2 separate regions of the Homo sapiens genome follow, and region 1 is linked to region 2. A link is a contact called in ENCODE Hi-C or POLR2A ChIA-PET data. All regions are on one chromosome and are shown on one strand. Each heading gives the region's core, a stretch centred on a gene start or an enhancer-like site at or near the end of the contact. The rest is flanking DNA. Distances are from core to core; before and after follow the strand shown. Region 1 holds the start of PEMT (phosphatidylethanolamine N-methyltransferase). Region 2 holds the start of UBB (ubiquitin B).

Region 1 (7,114 bases), core at 2,553-5,052, 1.2 Mb after region 2:
CAAATGAAACCAGATAAAGAAAGAAGATCCCCCCAAAAATTAGAGCAAATCAAATCCAGCAATATATACAAAGGATAATATGTTAGGACCAGCCAGAGATCACCCCAGGAATCCAGAGCTAGTTCAACATTCAAAACATCAATGGAATTCATATTTACAGCTTAATGAGGAAAAACAGTGTCATCTCAACAGAGGCAGGGGAAACAAGCTCCAAGAGTTTCTGTCATTGTTTTGATGAGCAGCCACGGAAAGCCTCAACCCTGCTCTGTCTTGGCTGATGCCAAAATTACTGAAGACAAAATGTACGGCCTTGAAAACACCACAGAGTAACTCATCTAATATAACGGCCTAATGTTTATTTCAACTAAAGTAATACAATCAAAAGATTTTTGGAAACGATTTTGGATAAAGGCAAACATTTTTCCCTGAAAGGCAGTCAAGATACCCCGCATCGGCCATCGGAGCTTTGCCTCCAGGGTCTTACTCGGGTGCCCATATTACACACAGGGACCTGTGTCCCCTGCCCCAGGTCTCTCAGCCTTCTGAATACAAGGGCTTTGCCTTCTTGAGGACCACCCTTAGGTGGGCTGCACTCGATACTTCATAAAGCTTTACACCCCTCATCTCATTCTGGTCTTCACCATAACCCCCTCACTGTCCCCATTCTTCTTGACACCAACACCAAGCTGGAGACATCATCACTCACCCGCTCTGGTGAGCAGGTGATTCGCTATGGAAAAGGGACCTGAGACCTGGGCATGTGCCCTTGCTCTGAGGACCTCAGTGTGCTCTGCCAGCCTGGGTGCCCGCACCCCTAGGCCCTACTGGAGTCATCTTCTGAATCCTGGAGGTGCCCCGGCCTGTGGACAGCAAGATGCAGACCCTGCTCTCATCCATCTGCCACCCCACTGCCTTCAGGCAGCTGCCCAGCTGAGGAGCAAGGCTCCAGAATCCTGACAGGGAGGGCAACAAGGAGCAAAAGGGCCTTAGTCAGTGGGGCTGCAGCGGGCACACTCCTCACCCTAACTCCTCAGCCCAATGGCTGATTCTTTGGGTTGTTTGTTTTTGTTTTGAGACAGAGTTTCGCTCTTCTAGCCCAGGCTGGAGTGCAATGGCGTGATATCAGCTCACTGCAACCTCCACCTACGGGGTTCAAGTGATTCTCCTGCCTCAGCCTCCCGAGTAGCTGGGATTACAGGCATGTGCCGCCACGCCTGGCTAACTTTTTATATTTTTAGTAGAGATGGGATTTCTCCATGTTGGTCAGGCTGGTCTCAAACTCCCGACCTCAGGTGATCCACCTGCTTTGGCCTCCCAGAGTGCTGGGATTACAGGCGTGAGCCACCGTGCCCAGCCCCAACAGCTGATTTTTTTTTTTTTTTTTTTAAAAACAAAAGCAAGATTCTGTACCTGCTGAAGCAGGCCCAGAAAAGAGCTGGTGGAGGGCATGGTACCCAGAGCAGCACTGTTTGGTATGACATGGCAGCCACTGGTCACAGGCAGTGCCACAAGCTTGGAATGCCACAGGACAAAATATGTCTGATATATATTTTGGTAACAATAAAATATATTGTCAAAATTATTTTTCTATTTCTTTGCTATTTTCCATTTCTTCTCACTAATTTAACATGGCTACTAGAAAGGTTTAAATTATGCATGTGGCACACGATGTTTCTACTGGACAGCACAGCAGCACAGGGCTAGCACCGGAGATCCTGCAGCTCAGACGCCCATGGGGTGAACAAAAACCTTGCAACTCTCCCAGGCCAGGGACTGACATATTTTAAAACCGGAGATTTTGATTGAGGAGGGAGTAGAGCTACCACATAAGCAAATATGTAATGTTGTATGTTGTATGTTTCTTTCTTTCTTTCTTTAAGAAAAATCCCTTGGCAACAGGAAGCTTAACTGCACCAACAAGGACAGCAGAAGAAAAGCAGAATGTTAGTCAACAAGGGTCACCCTGACCCGAACCCCAGCCCCAGCTCTCTCCAGCTGCACAGCCCTGGGGAGAAAGGAGAAAGAGCAGAGAAGCCCACCCCTCACACACCCGGTTAGTCTCCCCTGCCCACTGGCAGGCCCTGGGGCAGGCCCCTAGATGGGTCTGCAAAGGGACACTGCCCCCTTGCATTCTGCCCCCCCTTCTACATGGCTCCCCCACCCACCCTTCTACACGGTGGCTTCTGAGGGCAGCCCCTGGAGGTGATCATGACCCCCCATCTTGATCTGAGGATTAACAGATACAGGTTCACCTGGTGAAAATGCAGGAGCTGTAGGGGTAGGACCCATCACTCATCTGACTGCATGTTGTAATTCAATGGACAGTTTACTAAAGTAATAGTCTTCTTCCTGTCCTCTGCTGAGCACCCATCTGGCCAACGGTCCTGCGCTCCCTCAGGGCCAGCGGCCCATCTCCTCCTGTGCCTCCTGGAGGGCTTCGCAACTGCCTCCCTCCTCTGGGGAATCTTGCCCCACTGACTGACCTTTCGGCTCTCAGATCCCAGGTCCCTCCCTCGCAGATACGGCAACAGGCTCTCTTGGGATTTCAATCCCGCCTTCCCATCAGCTACTCTTCAAAACACTAACTGGTATTAGCTCCTTCAGAGAACTCTCTGGCTTTCCAGGCCTACAATCTCCCTCCCTAGAATGAAAGCTCAGTGACAGAAGTGCCCTTAAACTTCTGAGTGACACGAGGCCCTCAGCCGGCCCTGAATCAATACTGGCTGGATCAGTGAGTGAATAAATGCACATGTGAGTAAGGAATGAAGGGAGCGAAAGAACTGGATTAGAAGCTGCTTGGGGCAGAGATGTGCCTTACAGGCTTCATGAAGAGTGGGTGATGAAAAAGGTAAATGGAGCATCTAAGAGGAAGCTTTGATAGAAGGGAGAATGCAAGAGAGGTTGGAAATTGGAATCCATTGGAATTGGGAGCCTGGGGAGATGCCAGGACAGGCACTCTCTGGCCTAGGACTCTGCAGAGGGCAGCCTCAGCAGGCAAGCCAGGCCCCCAGCTTCTGGGGCCGGTCGCACCCATTATGGCCCCGAAACGGCTGGGTGGTGGTCTGCAGCCTGCCCAGGGCCGGCTGGGAGACAGGCAGGGTCCCCACCACTCTCTTGCCTCTGGGCAAAAGCTGGCCTCCTGACCCTGGGGGATGGACGGGAGCAGGGGCCACACAACACACTCCCAAACATATAATCGGCCTCCTTCACCCTCGCCCACGCTCAGTCACACACAGCCTCGGTCATACACACTCACACTCACTCTCCGGCACACTCTCAGAGCATCACATAATTTCAGTGAGACACAATCCCAAAGACTAACACGGACAACCTCTGAGTCTCACACAATCTCAGGGCCACACACAGGCACACAATCAGACGAGCTCAGGAACGCCCCCGTCTCTGACACACGCAATCTGAGGTTTACACGCGCGCGCACACGCACACACACAGACACCAGCCGGCGCTCCCGCACGCGGCTCCCCCACCCCCGCCACGCCACGCCCCCATTGCCTGGGAACTGGCGGCCCCGCCCCGCAGCGTTTGAGGCGCCGCAAGCCTTCACGCCCCTCGGGCCTTGCAGATCCCTCTCCCAGTTTCCGCGGCGGTCCGGTGCGGTCAGTACCTGTCTAAAATCAATATTGCCGAGGCCTCCGCAGCAGTCAGGCCCTGCCACCGAGCTGTTCGTTACCTCGGCTCCCGGGTTCCCAGATCTCTTCATCCGGGGGCCGCCTCAGGAGGCACCACGCGGGCCCCGCTGCAGCCACGCGCCCCCGGAACCGGACCTATAGAGCCGGGTAAGTGCCGCCAGTCGGGGCGCTTTCCCGGTGACCCCCAACATATTCCGGCCTTCTGGGAAATGTAGTTCCCCGTCACCGCGAAGTGCCTCTTTATCTGGGGGCTCGCGACAGCGTCTAGAGGAGCCGAGAACTACAAGTCCCAGTGTGTTTCGCCGCAGAGCCTGCCGGTTCCGCTGCAGCTACGTAGCAGTATCCCCTTGGATCCGGCCTCCCGCCCAGTGCCTTTGGTCGCCGGCTGCCGCACCCGAGCCTGTAACTGACCTGGCGTCCCTGCCCTTGCCTGGCGGCGGTGGGGCTAGAGGCCGGGGGCCGCGGGTCGTAGCTATAAGCAGCTTCCCGCGCAGCCTCCTGCGGACTTGGACTTGGCCCGGGTCACACACGCCCAGGGCCCCACACGCCCAGGGCCCCACGCCCTCTTCTGAAATTCGCTTTACTCTGGGGGCGGTGCGCGACGAGCACTGCCTAGAGCTTCCCGCCCCCGCGGCGCCCAGGCTCTTTAGCTCGGCCAAAGACCCCTCCTCCACTCATTTTTTCCTTCATTCATTCTCTCATTCACTCTCGAGTATTTTCTGAACCAGACTGTGCGCTGAGGGTACGGTAGGGAACAACACAGAGTCCCCCGCCCTCGCTTCCTCCTGACTGAGATAAAAGACAAAATGTGAATAAAGGGTTATAATATGGATGAGTACTGTGGTGGAAAAAACGGGGTGGGTCAAATGGTACGGAAGGATGCTGTCTTAGAATGTGCAGGGGAGGTGCCAGATGTGCCAAGTGTGAGGGCAGGGCAAACAAGGCAAGACGAATGGTATGTACAAAGGCCTGGAGACAGGACGGGCACCTAAGGAACAGAGAAAAGACCGGTGAGCTGTGGAGTAGTGATGGAGGGGGTCAAATGGAGAAGAGTTTAGACGATCGGGTCCCAGAAGAACCCCTTTTGTAGGCCGGGTGTGGTGGCTCATGCCTGTAATCCCAGCACTTTGGGAGGCCGAGGTGGGCGGATCACCAGAGGTCGGCAGTTCGAGACCAGCGTGACTAACACGGTGAAACCCCGTCTCTATTAAAAATACAAAAAATAGCCGGGTGTGGTGCGCGCACCTGTAATCCCAGCTACTCAGGAGGCTGAGGCAGGAGAATCGCTTGAACCCAGGAGGTGGAGGTTGCAGTGAGCGGAGATGGTGCCATTGCATGCCAGCCTGCGCGACAGAGCGAGACTCCCTCTCAAAAAAGAAAAAAGCCCTTTTGTAGCCAGGTGTTATGTAATATGGGGAAATAGACTGAGAGGTTCCAAGATTTGCTCAGTCACCCAGACTGCTGGGGGCCCAGACAGGACTTCTGCAGTCAGCTGCTTCCTGCTCCAGATGGCCCGTTTCTCTCCACCTTGGCCCACAGCACCTACCAGTGTTGAGCATTTACTGAGCAGCCACTGTGTGCTGCTTTAGAGGTAGTCCCAATCTTCACAACATCGCTAGGATGGGGCAGGCCAACCGAGGAGACAGGAAAGACACTGGCTTTGGAGCATGCACTATCTCTGTGACTGAGCCCACCTTCATTTTCCTCAAAAGTAAAAGGGAAATACATGTTGGTAAAACTCATCACCCAGGAACTGGCCTGTGGGAAGTGCTCAGTAGGCATTGGCCCCCGGCAGGGCTGGGGACACAGGCTCAGGGCTGGTTCTCTGACTTACCACTGTTACTAATGAGTGTCGGGACCCTTTCCCTGCTCAGTGTCCAGGCAGAGCTGCTAGAGGCAGAGCCATTTCTGAAGGAGCCCCCCGCAGCGGGAGGGCTTCTAGCAAGTCTTTCCCCTCCGCCTACCACACATCCACTTCACTGATGTTCCAGTCTTCTGACCTAACTGGTCACTCCTGTTTTGTTAAGCCCAGAAAACAAATTTTTGTGCGTTTGCTTTATCTGAGAACAAAGTAAGGCAACCGTAAGAGGTCACACCAGAACTGATGCAGTCCGATCCTCTACTCCAGCCTACCCAACCTGGGCCACCCTTCCTCTGTGAAAAGCAAACACCCCACCCAGGAGACAGACTTGCAGCTTGAAACAAGTCAGATAAAAACCTCCTGCCTGGCTCACACCTGGAATCCCAGCACTTTGGGAGGCCGAGGCAGGCGGATCATGAGGTCAGGAGTTCAAGACCAGCCTGACCAACACAGTGAAACCCCGTCTCCACTAAAAATACAAAAATTAGCTAGGCATGGTGGTGCACACTTGTAATCCCAGCTACTCAGGAGGCTGAGTCAGGAGAATTGCTTGAACCCAGGAGGTGGAGGCTGCAGTGAGCCGAGATCGCGCCACTGCACTCCAGCCTGGGCCAGGCTGGGCATGGTGGCTCACGCCTGGAATCCCAGCACTTTGGGAGGCCAAGGCGGGCAGATCACGAGGTCAGGAGTTCGAGACCAGCCTGGCCAGCATGGTGAAACCCCGTCTCTACTAAAAATACAAAAATTAGCCAGGCATGGTGGTGCACACCTGTGATCCTAGCTACTAAGGAGGCTGAGGCAGGAGAATCACTTGAACCTGGGAGGTGGAGGTTGCAGTGAGCCGAGATTGCACCACTGCACTCCAGCCTGGGCGACAGAGATTCCATCTAAAAAAATAAAAATAAAAAACCCTGCCAAAGATACTTTGGGGCACAAGTACTTGCCTGAGCCTTTCAAAAGTTCCCAAGTCTGAGAGCTTGTAGAGAAATTATCCAGGCCAACCTCCCTCACTGAAACATTCCTTCTGTGGCATCTTGGGCAAATGGAAAAGTTGGTTCTGCTTACGTGCCGCCAGTGATGAGAGGTTCCCCACCTCTTGAGGTCGCCCGCTCCACTGATGGACAGGGGTCCATTAACCCAAAGTCATGATACCCATTAACCCAAAGTCACCCTTCCTGAAGCTTTAACAAACAAAAGTTCCTTTCTACCTTCAGGGTTATCTCTCTTTGCCCCTTGATTGAGCTCTTCAGATATAGGAAACCATTTATCATGGAACAGCTCCCAGGGCAAACCTCCTGATGGCCTCTCTTTTCTCTAACCCCACCTCCCTGGCTCCTGAATTATGAATCAGGCTGCAGAAACTCCCAGCAATCATTAAAATGGGGTTTTAGTGCTAAAATTAACATGTGTTTATTGGGTGCCTTTGGGTAAAACCTAAACCTTTCCCTACTCTGAATCTATTTTCTGTTCATAAAACATAATAATATTTATATCATAGAATATCTCTTGAGTATAATATCTCGAGTGAGGCTGTTGTGAGGATTAGAGGTAATAACTCGTACAAAAGTGCCTGGCATACAGTGGGTTCTAAGAAAATGTCCAG
Region 2 (6,838 bases), core at 23-2,522:
TGCAGTGAACGGTGATCACACCACTGCACACCAGCCTGGGGACACAGCCAGACTTTGTCACAAAAAAGCAAAAACAACTGGCCAGTGTATGAGGGGCTCGTGTTTTTTGTTTGTCTGTTTGTTGAGACAGAGTCTCACTCTGTCGCCAGACTGGAATGCAGTGGCACATTCTCGGCCCACTGCAATCTCTGCCTCCTAGGTTCAAGCAATTATCTGCCTCAGCCTCCCAAGTAGCTGGGATTACAGGCGCCCGCCACCACGCCCGGCTAATTTTTTTGTATTTTTAGTAGAGACGGGGTTTCACCACCTTGGCCAGGCTGGTCTTGAACCCCTGACCTCATGATCCACCCGCCTCGGCCTCCCAAAGTGCTGGGATTACAGGCGTGAGCCTCCGCGCCCGGCCAGGGGCGCGCGTTTTTAAAACATGGGAGAGGGAATTGTGCTTCACAATCACCATCAGGTGTCTCGATATCGGGTGCCACGCCGTCCCGCTTCTGAGGCGCGGCGGCCCACTTTGGCAGGCCGAGGCGGGTGGATTACCTGAGGTCAGGAGTTCGAGACCAGCCTGACAAACATGGTGAAACCCCCGTCTCTACTAAAAATACAAAAAATTAGCCGGACGTGGTGGCGCATGCCTGTAATCCCAGCTACTTGGGAGGCTGAGGCAGGAGAATCGCTTGAACCCGGGAGGCGGAGGTTGCGATGAGCCGAGATCGCGCCATTGCACTCCAGCCTGGGAAACAAGAGCGAAACTCCGTCTCAAGAAAAAAAAGGAAAGACCCCCCCTCCTTCTCCCGCCGGAAATACCCTCTTTCAGGACGGCGCGCCTGTGCGGCGCACGCGCGCTCAGTTACTTAGCAACCTCGGCGCTAAGCCACCCCAGGTGGAGCCCAGCAACAACAGAGCCACCGCGTCCCCCACCAATCAGCGCCGACCTCGCCTTCGCAGGCCTAACCAATCAGTGCCGGCGCTGCAAGGAAGTTTCCAGAGCTTTCGAGGAAGGTTTCTTCAACTCAAATTCATCCGCCTGATAATTTTCTTATATTTTCCTAAAGAAGGAAGAGAAGCGCATAGAGGAGAAGGGAAATAATTTTTTAGGAGCCTTTCTTACGGCTATGAGGAATTTGGGGCTCAGTTGAAAAGCCTAAACTGCCTCTCGGGAGGTTGGGCGCGGCGAACTACTTTCAGCGGCGCACGGAGACGGCGTCTACGTGAGGGGTGATAAGTGACGCAACACTCGTTGCATAAATTTGCGCTCCGCCAGCCCGGAGCATTTAGGGGCGGTTGGCTTTGTTGGGTGAGCTTGTTTGTGTCCCTGTGGGTGGACGTGGTTGGTGATTGGCAGGATCCTGGTATCCGCTAACAGGTACTGGCCCGCAGCCGTAACGACCTTGGGGGGGTGTGAGAGGGGGGAATGGGTGAGGTCAAGGTGGAGGCTTCTTGGGGTTGGGTGGGCCGCTGAGGGGAGGGCGTGGGGGAGGGGAGGGCGAGGTGACGCGGCGCTGGGCCTTTCCGGGACAGTGGGCCTTGTTGACCTGAGGGGGGCGAGGGCGGTTGGCGCGCGCGCGCGTTGACGGAAACTAACGGACGCCTAACCGATCGGCGATTCTGTCGAGTTTACTTCGCGGGGAAGGCGGAAAAGAGGTAGTTTGTGTGGTTTCTGGAAGCCTTTACTTTGGAATCCCAGTGTGAGAAAGGTGCCCCTTCTTGTGTTTCAATGGGATTTTTATTTCGCGAGTCTTGTGGGTTTGGTTTTGTTTTCAGTTTGCCTAACACCGTGCTTAGGTTTGAGGCAGATTGGAGTTCGGTCGGGGGAGTTTGAATATCCGGAACAGTTAGTGGGGAAAGCTGTGGACGCTTGGTAAGAGAGCGCTCTGGATTTTCCGCTGTTGACGTTGAAACCTTGAATGACGAATTTCGTATTAAGTGACTTAGCCTTGTAAAATTGAGGGGAGGCTTGCGGAATATTAACGTATTTAAGGCATTTTGAAGGAATAGTTGCTAATTTTGAAGAATATTAGGTGTAAAAGCAAGAAATACAATGATCCTGAGGTGACACGCTTATGTTTTACTTTTAAACTAGGTCAAAATGCAGATCTTCGTGAAAACCCTTACCGGCAAGACCATCACCCTTGAGGTGGAGCCCAGTGACACCATCGAAAATGTGAAGGCCAAGATCCAGGATAAGGAAGGCATTCCCCCCGACCAGCAGAGGCTCATCTTTGCAGGCAAGCAGCTGGAAGATGGCCGTACTCTTTCTGACTACAACATCCAGAAGGAGTCGACCCTGCACCTGGTCCTGCGTCTGAGAGGTGGTATGCAGATCTTCGTGAAGACCCTGACCGGCAAGACCATCACCCTGGAAGTGGAGCCCAGTGACACCATCGAAAATGTGAAGGCCAAGATCCAGGATAAAGAAGGCATCCCTCCCGACCAGCAGAGGCTCATCTTTGCAGGCAAGCAGCTGGAAGATGGCCGCACTCTTTCTGACTACAACATCCAGAAGGAGTCGACCCTGCACCTGGTCCTGCGTCTGAGAGGTGGTATGCAGATCTTCGTGAAGACCCTGACCGGCAAGACCATCACTCTGGAGGTGGAGCCCAGTGACACCATCGAAAATGTGAAGGCCAAGATCCAAGATAAAGAAGGCATCCCCCCCGACCAGCAGAGGCTCATCTTTGCAGGCAAGCAGCTGGAAGATGGCCGCACTCTTTCTGACTACAACATCCAGAAAGAGTCGACCCTGCACCTGGTCCTGCGCCTGAGGGGTGGCTGTTAATTCTTCAGTCATGGCATTCGCAGTGCCCAGTGATGGCATTACTCTGCACTATAGCCATTTGCCCCAACTTAAGTTTAGAAATTACAAGTTTCAGTAATAGCTGAACCTGTTCAAAATGTTAATAAAGGTTTCGTTGCATGGTAGCATACTTGGTGTTTTGTCATGAAATTCTCTAGTGATGTGTGGGTACGCTTAAAACTGGTGAAAATGTTTAGGGATTTAATTTTGAGATTGGTAATGTGCTCAAAGTTAAGTCACTTGACTTTGGTATACACTTGGGTGGGCTGAGGGGCAAGAGCCTTCTTTGCTGTTTAAGTCATTACAAGTTAGGATCCTGGGTAAATGGCAAACTTTCTGAAGCTCGAATTTAAAGTCTGTTGGGAGGCCGAGGCAGGCGGATCACGAGGTCAAGATATGGAGACCACCCTGGCCAACATGGTGAAACCTTGTCTCTACTAAAAGAAAAAAATTAGCTGGGCGTCGTGTCGCCTGCCTGTAGTCCCAGCTATTCGGGAGGCTGAGGCAGGAGAATCACTTGAACCTGGGAGGCAGAGGTTGCAGTGAGCCGAGATCGTGCCACTGCACCCCAGCCTGGCGACAGAGCAAGACAACATCTCAAAAAGTTGGATATGCAGGCTTTTTAAAAGATGGTCTTGCTCTGTAGTCCAGACTGGTATACAGTGGCACGATGACAGCTCACTATCATTCCTGGGCTCAAGTGATTGCAGGCATTTTCTTTACATTGAAGGAAAGCAAATGTGCCTGTTGAGACCTAATCAAGGATTGCTGGAGAAACAAAGTTTTGATTGAGGCTGCTTGAATAGTGGTAACGTAACTGCTTTCAGTTCTGCAATTAATTGGGTGACTATGAGCTGTGTGTTTATTGCTCTGTAGTGTATTACACCAAAGTGTTTAACCTGGGTGGTAGTATGGGACCATAATCTTGTCTCTTTGCTGTATATGCTTTAACTGATGAGCCAAGCAGCAGCTAATCACCGAGTATGGAAGACGACTGGCTGAGGAGAAAGATGGCTTGCAGGTACTTAATGTTGAAAACGGTATTCTGATCTAAGACAATCTTCCTGATCTTGATAAGTTAGGTGGCAAGTTAAAGTGGTTCCTCACTTTTTTTTTGGACAGTCTCTCTTGCCCCAGGCTGGAGTGCAGTGGTGCGATCTCGGCTCACTGCAACCTCCACCTCCCAGGTTCAAGCAGTTCTCCTGCCTCAGTCCCCCACATAGCTGGGACTACAGGGGCACACCAGCTAATTTTTGTATTTTCAGTAGAGTTGGGGTTTTACCATGTTGACCAAGCTGGTCTCAAACTCCTGGCCTCAAGTGATCCGCCCACCTTGACCTCTCAAAGTGCTGGGATTACAGGCATGAGCCATCACGCCCGGCCACGCTGTTGGTTCTTAATGACACAGCTTAACTTTATTGTGAAAAGATTGCAGCAACAAATGAGATTTTACCTGTATTTGTTAAAAATGCTTATCCTTGTCTAAGACTGGCAACATAAGCAGTTCTTAGGCTTCTATGCCAATGGACACTAGGCAGTAATACATGTGCAGTGCTAATAGAAAATATTGGAGTAAGGGTGTACTAAGGAAGTTCTCAATCTTTCCCCTTCACTATCTTCTGTAATGTAACTTCAATAAATGTGATTCTCATCTTGGCACAAAATTGGGAATGGTGTGGGGAGCGCTGTTTTTCCCAGGTTTATAGTAGAGAAATAATGTTTTCTGGTACTAAAACTGGCATGGTAAGTGCATACTTAGAGTAAGGACTTTAAATCACGGGCCAGTTAATCTCTAGTTAGTGGTTTGGTACGCAAGAAGTACCCATGGGTGTATTACACAAATGCAGGAATACCATATCTAGAAATACACCTTTGATATTCATAGTGTACCTGAGAATGGTTTCACGCATAATTTTAGGTAAACTGCCTTAGTCACTCTGGTTTTACGGATCTTTGCCCACAGTTCCTCGTTCATAACTTCTATAGCCCTTGTTATAGTCATGTTGTGTGTGTTAGGCCACAGGAAACTCACTTCACTTCTGCCCTTTTACCTTCACTAAGACGGGACTCTTGATCTTCCCCTACCTTTCTGTGAGTCCTAAGACCCCCATTTCAGAGAGGGTTCTGTCCTATACTCTGCGGAAAGGAATGCTGTCATCTTGAAGCCTCCCTACAAAACCAAGAGGACTGAGTTTGGATATGTGAACGTATGGAGGTTCCTGGAGGATGGCACACCCAGGCAAGGCATTAAAGCTTTGCACCCTTTCCCCCATACCTTGTCCTATGCATCTCTTCAACTGAGTCCTTTGTAATATCTTTATAATAAAGCAAATGTGGCCAGGCGTGGTGGCTGATACCTATAATCCCAGCACTTTGGGAGGTGGAGGTGGGAGGATCACTTGAGGCTAGAGCTTGGGGCCAGACTGGGCAATGGGCTCTTGACAAAACAAAACAAAAAAGTTTAAATGGGCTTGGTGACATATACCTGTAGTCCTAGCTACTTGGGAAGCTTAGGTGGAAGAATTGCTTTTGAGTCCAGGAGTTCCAGGCCAGCCTAACACAGCAAGATCTTGTCACTAAAAATCTAGCTTTTCAAACCTGGAAAATTACTAAAAATACAAAAATTAGCCAGGCATGGTGGTGCACGTCTGTAGGCCCAGCTACTAGGGAGACTGAGGTAGGAGAATCACTTGAACCTGGGAAGCGGAGCTTGCAGTGAGCCAAGATCTCCCCATTGCATTCCAGTCTGGCCGTCGCAAAAAAAAAAAAGTATCCAGTAAAAACTCCCCTCTCACCTTTCCTTGTATCCCCAGAAGAAACCGTTTAATGAGAGTATATGTTTTCATTTATTTATTCATTCAACAAATATTAGGTGTTTGCCGTTTTTTTTAAAAAAAAATTTAATTTTTTAGAGACAGGGTCTCACTCTGTGGCCCTGCCTGGAGTACAGTGACACAATCATAGCTTACTACAGCCTTAAACTCCCGGGCTGAAGCGATCCACCCGAGGAGCTAGGACTACAGGCACCTGCCACTATGCCAGGCTAATTAAAAAACTTTTTTCTTCTTCTTCTTTTTTTTTTTTTTTTTTTTTTTTTGAGATGGAGTCTCGCTCTGTCCTACAGGCTGGAGTGCAGTGGCGCGATCTCGGCTCACTGCAACTCCGCCTCCCAGTTTCAAGCAATTCCCTGGCTCAGCCTTCGGAGTAGCTGGGACTGCAGGCGACTGCCATCACGCCTGTCTAATTTTTTGTATTTTTAGTAGAGACGGGGTGTCACCATGTTGGCCAGGCTGGTCTTGAACTCCTGACCTCAGGTGATCCACCCGTCTCGGCCTCCCAAAGTGCTGGGGTTACAGGCGTGAGCCACGGCGCCAGGCCTTTTTTTTTTTTTTTTTAGATGGAGTCTTGATGTGTTGCCCAGGCTGGAGTGCAGTGGTGCTGTCTCCGCTCACTGCAAGCTCCGCCTGCCAGGTTCACGCCATTCTCCTGCCTCAGCCTCCCGAGTAGCTGGGACTATAGGCACGTGCGACCACACCCAGCTAATTTTTTTGTATTTTTAGTAGAGAGGGGGTTTCACCGTGTTAGCCAGGATGGTCTCGATTTCCTGACTTCGTGATCCGCCTGCCTCAGCCTTTCAAAGTACTGGGATTACAGGCGTGAGCCACCGCGCCCGGCGGAGGCATTTTTTTTTTCTTTTAAAGAGATGGGGGTCTCACTGAGCACCGTGGCTCACGTCTGTAATCCCCAGGACTTTGGGAGGCCGAGGCGAGGGGATAGCTTGAGCCCAGGACTCGAGACGAGCCTGGACGACATAGCAAGACTTCGTTTCTGAAAAAAATACAAGCATTTTGAACCCAGGAGGCGAAGGTTGCAGTGAGCCGAGATCGCGTCACTGCACTCCAGCCTGGGCGACAGAGCGAGACTTCGTCTCAAAAAAAAAAAAAAAAAAAACACAAGCATTTGGCAGGCAAAGTGGCGCACGCCTGTGGTTCCAGCCACTCTGGAGGCTGAGGTGGGAGGATCGCTTGAGCCAGGGAGTTT

Evidence for each region. Hi-C counts contacts between places; a loop is a spot of excess contacts on that map. ChIA-PET counts read pairs that join two places held with the same protein, here RNA polymerase II (POLR2A). Pooled maps may share reads with other maps.
Region 1: a pooled map shows a loop between it and region 2 (17-fold over the local background). The contact joins the promoter of PEMT here to the promoter of UBB in region 2. A Hi-C loop is called at or near these places in 7 of 50 pooled maps. POLR2A ChIA-PET finds 5 or more read pairs at or near these places in 2 of 52 experiments (PC-9 and endothelial cell of umbilical vein).

The regions. Positions count from the first base shown.
Region 1 is chr17:17,587,906-17,595,019 of GRCh38, forward strand. PEMT (phosphatidylethanolamine N-methyltransferase) reads right to left here and starts at 3,803. Exons shown (of 7, transcript NM_148172.3): 1 at 3,626-3,803. The coding sequence starts at 3,721. RefSeq lists enhancers at 3,248-3,989, 3,555-3,944.
Region 2 is chr17:16,379,819-16,386,656 of GRCh38, forward strand. It overlaps UBB (ubiquitin B), which reads left to right and starts at 1,273. Exons shown (of 2, transcript NM_018955.4): 1 at 1,273-1,366; 2 at 2,084-2,922. The coding sequence starts at 2,090. The coding sequence ends at 2,779. RefSeq lists an enhancer at 973-1,252.